Regions from separate parts of the Homo sapiens genome. Here region 1 is linked to region 2. Evidence: chromatin contacts called from ENCODE Hi-C data. All regions are on one chromosome and are shown on one strand. Each heading gives the region's core, a stretch centred on a gene start or an enhancer-like site at or near the end of the contact. The rest is flanking DNA. Distances are from core to core; before and after follow the strand shown. Region 1 has its middle 60 kb from the start of XYLT1. Region 2 overlaps XYLT1 (xylosyltransferase 1).

Evidence for each region. A loop is a pair of places that touch in the nucleus more often than their neighbours do. Pooled maps may share reads with other maps.
Region 1: a pooled map shows a loop between it and region 2 (10-fold over the local background). The contact joins two enhancer-like sites. A Hi-C loop is called at or near these places in 5 of 37 single-sample maps with no recorded cell type and 5 of 50 pooled maps.

What each region holds. Positions count from the first base shown.
Region 1 is chr16:17,527,802-17,533,957 of GRCh38, forward strand. No RefSeq gene overlaps it. Among named protein-coding and RNA genes, the nearest start is that of XYLT1, 60 kb to the left of the region's middle. RefSeq lists an enhancer at 2,506-2,625. Within about 2 kb of position 2,335, at least 4 of the 41 ENCODE cell types and tissues checked have a DNase peak (open chromatin) inside an H3K27ac peak, as active enhancers do.
Region 2 is chr16:17,255,739-17,261,376 of GRCh38, forward strand. XYLT1 (xylosyltransferase 1) reads right to left here. Exons shown (of 12, transcript NM_022166.4): 3 at 3,250-3,760. Among named protein-coding and RNA genes, the nearest start is that of XYLT1, 210 kb to the right of the region's middle. RefSeq lists enhancers at 3,363-3,412, 3,573-3,972. Within about 2 kb of position 3,638, at least 11 of the 41 ENCODE cell types and tissues checked have a DNase peak (open chromatin) inside an H3K27ac peak, as active enhancers do.

The DNA.
Region 1 (6,156 bases), core at 1,085-3,584, 270 kb after region 2:
CAGTCCCATGCCCTCCTTATCATACTTATAAAATGACATATTCAGTAGGCTTGTGTATTTTTCCACCTTTTGATGGAGCTCCATGAGAATAGGGACCAAGGCTGCCCTTATATGCACTGTGTGAAGGGATCTAGCAAAGGGGCAGTTGGGGCTTAAAACTAGCCTTCGATTTGCTGACCTGGCAAGGCTTGGCTGTCATACAACCTGGGGTATCCCCAGCACCTAGCACAGTGCCTGACTCAGAGCAGGTCCCCAGGAATTGTGGATTGATTGACACTGTCTGGCTAGGTCCCAGCACCATCCATCATGAGACAGAAAAAAAAAAATCCGCTTCCCAGGCAGAGCAGCCTCCAAGGCCCACATGGCCCACGGCACCTCCTCATCAGCACGCACTTCATGCTGGCCAGCCATCAGCCAAGCTGCAATCTCAATAAATCAAGAGGCTGGGGCACCATTTCCCAGGGACCTGCCAGAGTGCCCCTGGGCGCCCAATGAGGCTGAGAGTTCTGCTGCCGGTCGTGGATCTTGAACTCTCAAAAGCAATTGGTGAAAAACACCAATGGATTGTGAAAGAAGTGATCACTCCTCCTTTCCTCTGTAGGTAGAGGTTGACAGTCAAATCTAGTTTCAAGGTCTCTGTCTCTTTGCGGTCCTAGGTAAATACGATCATCTCTCGAAACTTTCATTCCTCCATCTGTAAAATAGGTATGATACTCATCCCTACCATCCAATGTGTGGAGATCCACATAATGCTCTAATATACTAGGTTGGTGTGAAAGTAATTGCATTTTTTTCTCATAAAAGTGGCAAAACTGCAATTACTTTTGTGCCAACCTAATAGTACACGGCACAGTATATACAATGTGTAATATAGTACATAGTACATAGCAGATTATATATATAAATTATATATATACATATAAAAATAAACATACACACACACAGACACACACACGCACATATATATAATGAAGCCTCTTCCTTTAATGGCCCAAGATTGAGCCAAAAGGAAATACAGGGAATTAAACCATGAGGACAGAAATCTCCATCTAGGCTGTCTTGGTTGTTCTGCTCACATTCCCCTACCCAGGCTTGCAACCTCCCGTGAGGCTGTCTGAGCCTGGACACACCCCTAGAATCTTCATTGCCAACAAAAGAAGAGAAAGGGAATAAGGGGTATTTGTGTGGAATCTGAAAGAGACAAACACACTCCTTGTTCTTCTCAATACAGGTGTTTCCAAAGCTGCCAGAGAGACCCAGAGCTTAGAGTTGTGATGACACAAGGGTAGGTGATGTGGACAATGACCGGGGCCCCCAGCCAAAACCATCCCTGTTTATCTGTTCCACAGAATGGTGTTCAACATCAGTTCTTGTCTGGTGGAGGGGGAAGAGATTGTGCTAATGAATAAACATACAAAGTAGACAAATGTTTATCACTCCTTACTAGCATAAGATTCCATGCGTACAAAACCATATAAGCTGTCTATATGTGTGAGTACAGCTCTAGAAAGACAGAAATGATTGTATTGGATGCCAGCTTAAAGTTGGGAAATACCATTAGAAGAAATCGCAACTTGAGAATCTTGCATTTTATTGCCAAGTGTTTGGTTTTAACGAGAGTCTAAATGTGCTCACCCATTCACTCATCCCTCCCATAAATATTCCCTGTGGCCCATTATGAGTTTGACACTCTGCTAGGCTCTGGAAGACAGGCAGAATGATGGAAAGAATCATTTTCTAGAAATGACTAAATCCTAGTTAAAAAGGGGAAATATTTAAACTATTAGTGACAATATAATTTATGCATTCCGCTAGTACATGCGGAACAACTCCTGCATTTCAAGAATTATTCTAGACACGAGGGATACAGTAGCAAGCAAAATATAAAGATTTCTCTTTTCATGGAACTTGTGTTCTAGCGGGGGGAAAGTGCCCAATAAAAAAATAAGCGAATAAATGCATAATTCATACTAGCTAGTGATAAATGCTTTTATAGTAAAGCAGGTAAAAGATGAAGAGTGATGAGAAGGGGCTACTGTTTTAGATCAAGCAGCTGGGAAAAGTCATTTGGAAGAGGTGACATTTGGGCAAAGAGCTGAATCAAATGAGGCAGTAAGTCATAGCAGGTGGAAGGGAGGTGTATTCCAGGCAGAAGGGAGCAAGTGAGCGACAGCCCTGATGAGCAGGGTACCTGGAATATTCCAGAAGCAGTGGGAGAAATGAGTGCGGCTGAAGCCCAGGGAGCAGTGGAGAGATACTGGGGAGAGTGGTGAGGCCACATCATGTAACACAGCCTGCGTTGCTGAGCAGCCTTCAACAGGATGCAAGCCCTGACAACGAAAGAATAGTTAACTCAGAAAAAAACAAAACCAAAACTAAAACCCAGCTGCTACGGTAATGGAATTGGGCAAGCAAAACCGATAGTTCATGAAACACAGGAGCAAGACACCTGAGACCTGGCTCACCCAGCAAGGTGGCTGCAGAGCTGCTTAGACTTGGAGAAGCAGGGGATTCCCTGTTATTTCCAACTAATAGGAGGAGTCAGAGTGCAGAATGAAGATGTGCTCTGCTAGCCACCTCTAGAGAACATCTCTCCTCATTTTTGACTGCCCAGAACCTACCTATGCTGAGGGAATCCTCCTGGTCTCTGTTCCCACCTTTCTCTGCAGAAGCTGATACCAGTTTTCCCAGCTTCCCTTGCAGCTAGGGTAAAAGCACGTGACCTCATTTCCACCAATCAGCTTGCTTGCTCCAGCCTTCACCATGGAAGCTGGCATTTCCCTCAATGGTGGCTTTCCCTCTGGAGGCTCTAGGGGAGAATTCCTTCTTTGCTTCTTCATCTGCTGGTGGCTGCTGGCATTCCTTGAATTCTGGCTGCATCACTCTCATTGCTACCTGCATGGTCAGGCTTCCTTCTCTTCTCTATGTCTTCTCTTCTGATGGTATTAAGACTCTTTCTGTTTCACTTTTTAAAAAATCTCATTTTTATTTATTTTTTAAAATATTTACTTTTATTTCAATAGTTTTGGGGAAACGTGTAGTGTTTGGTTGCATGGAAAAGTTCTTTAGTGGTGGGCTGGGTGTGGTGGCTCACGCCTGTAATCTCAGCACTTCGGGAGGCTGAGGTGGGCAGATCACTTGAGGGGAAGAGTTCAAGACCAGCCTGGCCAACATGGTGAAACCCTATCTCTACTAAAAATACAAAAAAAAAAAAAAAATATCCAGGCGTGGTTGCATGCACCTGTAATCGCAGCTACTCAGGAGGCTGAGGCACTAGAATCACTTGAAACCCAGGAGGCAGAGGTTGCAGTAAGCTGAAATTGGGCCAGTGCACCCTAGCCTGGGTGACAGAGCAAGACTCTGTCTCCAAAAAAAAAAAAAAGAGAGAGAGAAAGAGAAAGAAAAGTTCTTAAGTAGTGATTTCTGAGATTTTTGTGCACCTGAGTAGTGTAACTGTAACCAGTGTGTAGTCTTTTATCCCTCACCCCCCTCCCCATGTACCCCCAAGTCCCCAAAGTCTACTGTATCATTTCTATGCTTTTGCATCCTCATAGCTTAGCTCCCACTTATGAGTAAGAACATACAATATTTGGTTTTCCATTCGCGAGTTACTTCATTTAAAATAATGGTCTCTAACTCCATCCAGATTGTCGTGAGTGCCATTATTTTGTCCCTCTTTATGGCTGAGTAGTATTCCACAGTATCTATATATACCACATTTTCTTTATCCACTTGTTGGTTGATGGGCATTTAGGCTGGTTTTATATTTTTGCAATTGTGAACTGTGCTGCTATAAACATGCATGTGCAAGTGTCTATTTCATATAATGACTTCTGCTTCGCTCTTAGGACACTTGTCATTGGATTCAGGGTTCACGTGGATAATCCAGAATGATTTCCTCATCTCAGGGCCTTTAAATTATTTCCATCTGTAAAGACCCCATTTGCCAAATAAAGCCACATTTACAGATTTCAGGGATTAGGACATGGTCATATCTTTTTGGAGGCCACCGTCCCATCCCCTATGCCACCTCCTAGAGATCTTATGAACTAACTAATACCTTTTTTTTTTTTTTTGAGCTGGAGTCTTGCTCTGTCACCCAGGCTGGAGTGCAGTGGTGTGATCTTGGCTCACTGCAACCTCGGCCTCCCAGGTTCAAGTGATTCTCCTGCCTCTGCCTCCCAAGTATCTAGGACTACAGGCACCTGCCACCATGCCCGGCTAAGTTTTTGTATTTTTAGTAGAGATGGGGTTTCACTGTGTTAGCCAGGATGGTCTTGATCTCCTGACTTCATGATCCACCCGTCTCGGCCTCCCAAAGTGCTGGGATTATAGGCATAAGCCACCGCTCCTGGCCACTAATAACTTCTAATACTTTTTTTTTCCTTTTCGTTGATACCAGCCTGAATTGGTTTGTTTTTTGTCAAACAGAAGCTTGACATGGACCCCACCCTATCTCTCTATTCCTGGCCACCAAAGAGGACAAGATGTCTGGAATGCAGCCCTGCTTGGGGGCATAAGTGTGAGACTTTGGTTCCAGCTGATATGCACAACTCTCTGCCTTCCCGTCTGCTCACTTTGACTCCTGCCTCGTAGTAAAGGAACGGACCTCCCATGTCAGAAGCTCTGTGGTTGAGACATTTTCTTTCAGGTTAAAACATGTCTTCTGGCCCTAAGAGATTGGGATGTGAAACCCACCACAAAGAGTGGAGGGAAGCTGGCTGGGTGGTCAGCCTCACCACATCAACTATTTATGGCTTTGTTAAAAAATAAAAACCAGAGCAAACTCACCCATAGAAACCTACAGAACATGCATGAGCCTTTAGGAGACTTCAGGAGGGACAGTGTTGTCTCCTAAGCTGTCTTGCACCAGTGGTGTCGGTGCGTGGGGGTGAGAAAGGAAATCTCACGGGAAACTTTCCATGAATACTTGGAGCCTATTATGAGCAAGAAAACGACAATATGACAAACACAAGAAGCAATATCTCACGGTGGTTACACCCATGTGCTTCAGAGCCAGAGAGATATGGGTAGAAGCCTGAAAACTGATACCACTGCTTACCATCTGTGTGATTTTGAGGATTTTTTAAAAACCTGAGCCTCAGTTTCCTCATCTTTGAAGGGTATTAATGCCTGCCTTGTTTTTTTGTCTGTTTTGTGAGGATTAAATAGATTCAGTAAAGCTCTTAGCTTAGTATTGGTGTATGTGAATATGTGAAGACATCTTATATTCCTTTGCCACTATTGTCATCCCTCTTATCTAAATAGCATCATCTTGAATTCAGTTAAATCTGTGGACGTATTGTCTCTTAGTGCATGTGCTGTACTCCACAGTGTCTGGCACGTGATAGGTGCTACATGAATTTTTGGTTTATAAAGCTGTATTGTTTTGATGGGTGTGTAATCAGAGTTTAACGGACCAGAAGGTGACAAAATTCAACTGATCCTCCTAGACATGGTGCCATATTTCTCTGGCTCCATTCTAACTATAATGCCAGTAATTTCAATCTCCACCTAAATAAAGCTCATCACTATCACTCCCCCACCATGTCTGGGAGTCCCTAGGACAATGTCTCACCTGTTCTTGCATTTCTGGTTTGTTTGGGCATCAGTGACACCTGCCATTCTCTTTCTGCTCTGCACTGCCCACTATGGATGAGGATACCATAGGTGAAGGGTTATGAGATGAGGTTGAATGACTGTGATATTCCAAAAATTTCCAGTTGAATCAAATATCACTGAGCTCTGCGACCCTGGCTGGCTAAGTCACAGAATCTTTTTTTACTTTTTGTGTGTGTGTGATGGAGTCTCACTCCATTGCCCAGGCTGGAGTGCAGTGGTGCAATCTCGGCTCACTGCAACCTCCGCCTCTGGGGTTCAAGTGGTTCTTCTGCCTCAGCCTCCTGAGTAGCTGGGATTACAGGTGCGTGCCACCACGCCTGGCTAATTTTTATATTTTTAGTAGAGATGGGGTTTCACCATGTTGGTCAGGCTGGTCTCAAACTTCTGACCTCGTGAGCTGCTGCCCTTGGCCTCCCAAACTGCTGAGATTACAGGCATGAGCCACCATGCCCAGCCATCACACAATCTTTTTAAGTCTGAGTTTTATCATCTGCAAAATGGGGGAGATCTATCTTCCTCATAGGGATGATGATT
Region 2 (5,638 bases), core at 2,388-4,887:
GGCTCATGCCTGTAATCCCAGCACTTTGGGAGGCCGAGGTGTGTGGATCATTTGAGGTCAGGAGTTTGAGACCAACGGGGCCAACATGGTGAAACCCCACCTCTACTAAAAATACAAAAATTATCCAGGAGAGGTGGCAGGCACCTGTAATCTCAGCTACTCGGGAGGCTAAGGCAGGAGAATCACTTGAACCTAAGAGTTGAAGGTTGCAGTGATCTAAGATGGCACCACTGCACTCCAGCCTGGGCGACAGAGCGAGACTGTCTCAAAAAAACAAAACAAAACAAAACAGATAGAAAACAAAAGTATTGCACAGACACATGCTTGCTACTAGAAACTAAAATAATATAGATGCACTTGTTAAAGTTGTCCCTGCTGCCACCCTGTCCCTGCAGATGGGGGGGCCATAAGGAAGGTTTGCTGTCTATCCATCCAGCCCTCTTTCTGTGCAATGAGTGTAGGTGGCCACCTCCTATTTGATCTAAATCCTCTATTCTGTGACCAGTGGTAAACACAGAGGCACATATTTAAAATGAAAAACACCTCTAATTAACTGGGGGACCTGGCATAAGTCTCCTCCCCTCTATGAGCCTCATGTTCTTATCTGTCCAGGGAATCGAATGAAGAGTTCTCACCAGGCGCGGTGGCTCACCCCTGTAATCCCAGCACTTTGGGGGGCCGAGGCGGGTGGATCACTAGGTCAGGAGTTCAAGACCAGCCTGGCCAAGATGGTGAAACCCTGTCTCTACTAAAAATACAAAAATTAGCTGGGTGTGATGGCGGGCGCCTGTAATCCCAGTTACTCGGGAGGCTGAGGCAGGGAACTGCTTGAACCTGGGAGGTGGAGGTTGCAGTGAGCCGAGATCATGCCACTGCACTCCAGCATGATGACAGAGTGAGACTCCGTCTCGAAAAAAAAAACAAAAAAAAGAGTAGCGAATGAAGAGTTCTCTTAAGAGGTCTTTTTAGTCTACTTTTCTGGGGAGCCATTCTCTTGCTGCACTTCCTTTCTTCATCAAGAGAGTTGGGTGAATTGACCATTTGCCTTCTCAGGAGGACACCAGGCAAAGCCTTGCATGGCTCCCGGATGCACCGATGCCGGTGGAACGGAAAGCCCTTCCTCCCCAATTCTGCAGCTGGCTTGATTCTCTGACTTTATGCCTTGACATTGAGCAGCACCTCAGTGGATCCCTTCCAGCTGCATCTGTTGACCCTGACACCTCCCCAATCTCCATCTAGCTCGACTCTGACATGCCCCCAACCCCATCGGAGCCCCCAGAGCTCTCTGTTGCCTCCTTGCTGGCCTCCGTGCTCATTTAAGGGTCTTTTCCCTTCGGAGATAACAAAAGCAGGGGTTGGTATTTGGATTTAGAAGCGACAAGGGGGTACTGTGAACCTTTGGCCACTTTGTGAGGGACAGCTGGGCTGGCCTTGCAGTGTGGCCCAATGAGAAGGAGGGATGGCCAGGAGTAAAGAGTGAAGTAGGCTCCCAGGGAAGGTGGAGCAAAAAGACCCCTAGAATGCAAGCTGCTCCCTGGACAGATAAGAAATCTAGGCCCTGAGAGCAGAAAGGACTCTCCCTGTTAGCTGGTAGCTGAGCTTGAATGAAATCCACACCCGTTTATTTCAAATGCATTCCTCTCTGTTTGTTGCTAGTGGCACCAACTCTTCGTGGGAAGGTGCCTTTTGGATGCTATCCGCCCTCTCCACAGAGAAAACCACTGAGCAAACGAATTCACAAACATTTTGAGAATATCTTCTCCAAGGAAAAAAGTAAAATTTAAGAGTGCTCCCAGAGGCTGGATTATCGTAAGCTATGGTGGCAGGGGCTAGCGGGAGGGAAGGGGGCGTGCCCTAAACAACAGTGACCACGAGTCAATAAACAGCGACCACGTGGCTGGGTGATGGTACATTGGGGTTCTCTCTACTCTGAGTGGGTCCGAAATTTCCTGCCATAACAGTAAGCTTGTAAGATCACTTAAAGGCCATGTGACCTTGGGAGAGGGATTTTACATCTCTCATCTGAAAAAAATTGGGCTCATGACATCAGCATCAGCCTCAGAGAGTGTTGGATGTGATAAACAAATTGACTGCACAGAGCCTGGTGCGGTGTCTAGCACACAGCGAAGCCTCAGCAGCCCCCTGTGGCTGCTGTCATTCCCCTTCCAAGGGCACTAGAGAAGGTGAAAATCACTACCAAGAAATACACATCAATGGCACGATTGCACATGCGCTAGTGAAACTGGACTCCCCATCTTCAGATGGCCCCTCCACTCTGCCTGTGAATTTCTGGATCAGAGCTTGGATCCCTCCGTGTCTCAGCAAGAGAGCTGGTTTATCATCAGGTCATCCGCACATAAAAGAGTGCCAGTGAAGGGAAAGAGGGAGGGGAAAAGCAAAGAGCAAGGAAAGGTGGAAAGAAGGAAGGAAGGAAGGAAGTAAAGAATGAAGGAAGGAAAAGAAGAAAGGAGGGAGGGAGGAGAGAAAAATTAGGAAAGAAGAGGACAGAAAGCAGGAAGGAATGTAGAAGGGAAGAAAGAAAATAGGAAGAAAAGAGGAAAGGAGAGAGAAAGAAAATTAAAATAAGGAAGAAAGGAAATAGGAAAGAAGGAAGGGGGAAGAGAGGAAAATAAGGAAGGGAATGAGAAGAGGGAAGAAAAGGAAAGGGAGAAACAAACCAGGAAGAAAATGAGGAAGGAAGGGAGGAAAAAGGGAGAAAGAAAATAAAGGAATGAGAAGGAAAGAAGGAGGGAAACAGGAAACATATGAGGAAGAAAGAGAAGAGAAGAGGGAAAGAAACTTTTGATGAAGGAAAACGGAAAGTTACAGAGCCTCTGAAGTTAATGCAACCAATTAGAAACCTCTCAAATCATAATCAATTACAATAATATTCATATCAATTCTAATCCCAATATTCTACTGAAAGAGAAACGAAACCATATCAATACAGCTCCCTTGGCTCCTGCCAGCATCACATCAGCTCCCGATTTCACTATAATTTCATCCTTTGCCATAAAGGCAATGGGTTAAAGCACCTACAAAAGGTAATCTGATTTTGCAAAATTTTTCTGATACAAGACTTCAACACTCAGGGAGTACTAGAACACATCAGATCTCGTGTGCTCATCTGGGGTTTGGAAAACAGGGTGGCCTTTCTCAGAAGGTCTGAGAAGGTGAGCAGAATGGGGCTGGGCAGGAGGAGGAAGTGGCCAGGAGATCCCTCTCTGAGCCAGCGGGGTTGGAACTTACCCTCGAGGGGGCAGAACCGAGTCACCTTCTCAGGCATCAGCAGCCCTAACTTGTGGCGGCAGTAAGTCTCCCCAATCTCCTGGCGGCAGTGCTTGGACTTAGCACGGGACAGGGCAGAGATGGCCTCCTTGCCTGAGATGTCACACTTAGGGGGCTGGTCATACTTGGTCTCGGGGGAGCTGCCCCCAGTTTTCCTGGCATGAGGCGGTCTGGACACATCCTTCCCGTGGCTGCTGTTGGCTGCGGCTCTGTCCCCGGGAGGCAGCACCTCACCGGGGCCTTTCCCAGGGAATGTATGTCCTTTTCCTTTCTCCTGCTGTTCCAGCTTCCTTTTCAAAAGCTCCTTCTGTCTACTCGGTGGCTTCTTCGCCAACTCAGGCTGGTGCTTCTGCTTTTGAGTCCTGGGTGCGAAGTTGCTGTTGTCGACATTCTCAAAGTCTTTGGGGACAGAGTTCTCGTTGTTGCTGTCTGTTCGCACTTTCTCTTTCGGCCGATGAGAAAAGTAGCCATCCTGGAGAAGAGGGGAGAGAAACAGAAGAGAAACTTGACTGAGAGATCATGCTAAGCAGACTGGCCTTTGAAGAGTGAGTCATACGGACTTGGAAGCCGGGGCCATAGTTTCACATCCTACTTTTGCTACTGGTTTAACCTCTGGTAAGATGGCTCTCTCTGGACCTCAGTTTCCCCATCTGGAAATAGGAGATGTTCCAACCAGAAACCAAGGCTTTTTCAAGCTCTAAAGTGCCATGACTACGATTCTCAATGCTTCTTATTAACCACACCTTTTCAAGTCAGTTTCTTTCCTTGACTGTCTTTGCCACTGGGTAACAAACATTTTGTTCCAGCGTCCCGTTTAAATTCCAGCTGAAAGTGCTGTGATGGTTTACTTAAGGGCTGGAAATGATATAATAAAGTTATAAAGGGAAAAATATTGGTAGGATATTACATACATTCCATTGCCTTTAGGACATGCTCATATATCTATGCCCATAAGAGAAATCAGACTGAGCCGTTGTAAATTCTGTGGGAAAGAAACCAGCCGCAATTTTTTTTTTTTTTTTTTAAGAGGAATGCAGCCCTTGTAGAATAAACTTTACACTAAGTCCTGGAGCAAAGCAAACTTGCGACACTCTTGTGCTTGAGTTTGGCTCTTCATGTGTGTACATGGAACAGAAGTGATGAAGTCATTTGGGGTCAAGACAAAGATCAGGAGTCATTCTGGAGACCACGCATGGCATGGATGTTTCCAGAAGGGCTGGACCCCAAACTCAGCTCCTCCATGGGTAAATGGGTCCTGGTTACTTTGATCAGTCGAATGATCAAATGCATCATTCAACCAATGCCCCAAATTGTTTCTGCAACATGTTGCTTCTGCTTAAAGCTCATTCCCAAGGCCTTAATCTGAAAGCATATCCAATGTCCTACAACACGGCCCCTGACCTCTGAAGCCACAGAGAAGAGTAATGGCTCCATATAGCTGCCCTTGTTGCTATGGAAACACAGGGGCAATGGGCGGCATCCCTGCTAGTCCTCCTTTTAAGGAGGGCTGAAATATGCCTCTTACCAGTTCCCAAGGAAAAAGGTGTCGGGGCCTGAACAGCGGATCTGCAGGGGTACCCAAGAGCAGCTGACCCTCAGCAAGGCTCCCACCCCAGCAGGTCAGCAAACAACTGCCTGTGTTTTTTATAAATAAAGTTTTATTGAAACACAGCCATACCTGTCCATTTGTGTATTGTCCATGGCTGCTTTCCTGATACAATAGCAGAGTGAATAGTTGCAATAGAAACTTTCTGGTCTGAAAAGCTTAAAATATTTCTATCCAGCCCTTTAAGAAAATGTATGCAGACCCCTGCTCTGCTGGAGTGTGAGTTAAAAGGCCTCCTCCTCTGGGACTGGGTTAGTTGCTTCTGTCCTCACCATCCATATACGACTTAGTGATGGCCTGGAGAAGAAGGTGCCCCTAGGACTGGGCGTGGTGGCTCACACCTGTAATCCCAGTACTTTGGGAGGCCGAGGCAGGTGAATCACTTGAGGTGAGGAGTTTGAGACCAGCCTGGTCAACATGGCAAAACCCCATCTCTACCAATAACACACACACACAAAAAATAGCTAGGGGTGGTGGTGCACACCTGTAGTCTCAGCTAACTCAGAAATCTGAGGCAGGAGAATTGCTTGAACCTGGGAGGCGGAGGTTGCAGTGAGCTGAGATTGCACCAATGTATTCCAGCCTGGGGGGAGAGTGAAACTGGCTCTCAAAAAAAAAAAAAAAAAAAAAAGATGCTCCTCTAGCCTCTGCTCCATTGCTCCTAGCAGTAAGCACGAATTTCTCCTATTTGTTGGAGGCTCTGACACTAAGACACCTTGTGGCCATTCTGTAAGCTGAGTACTG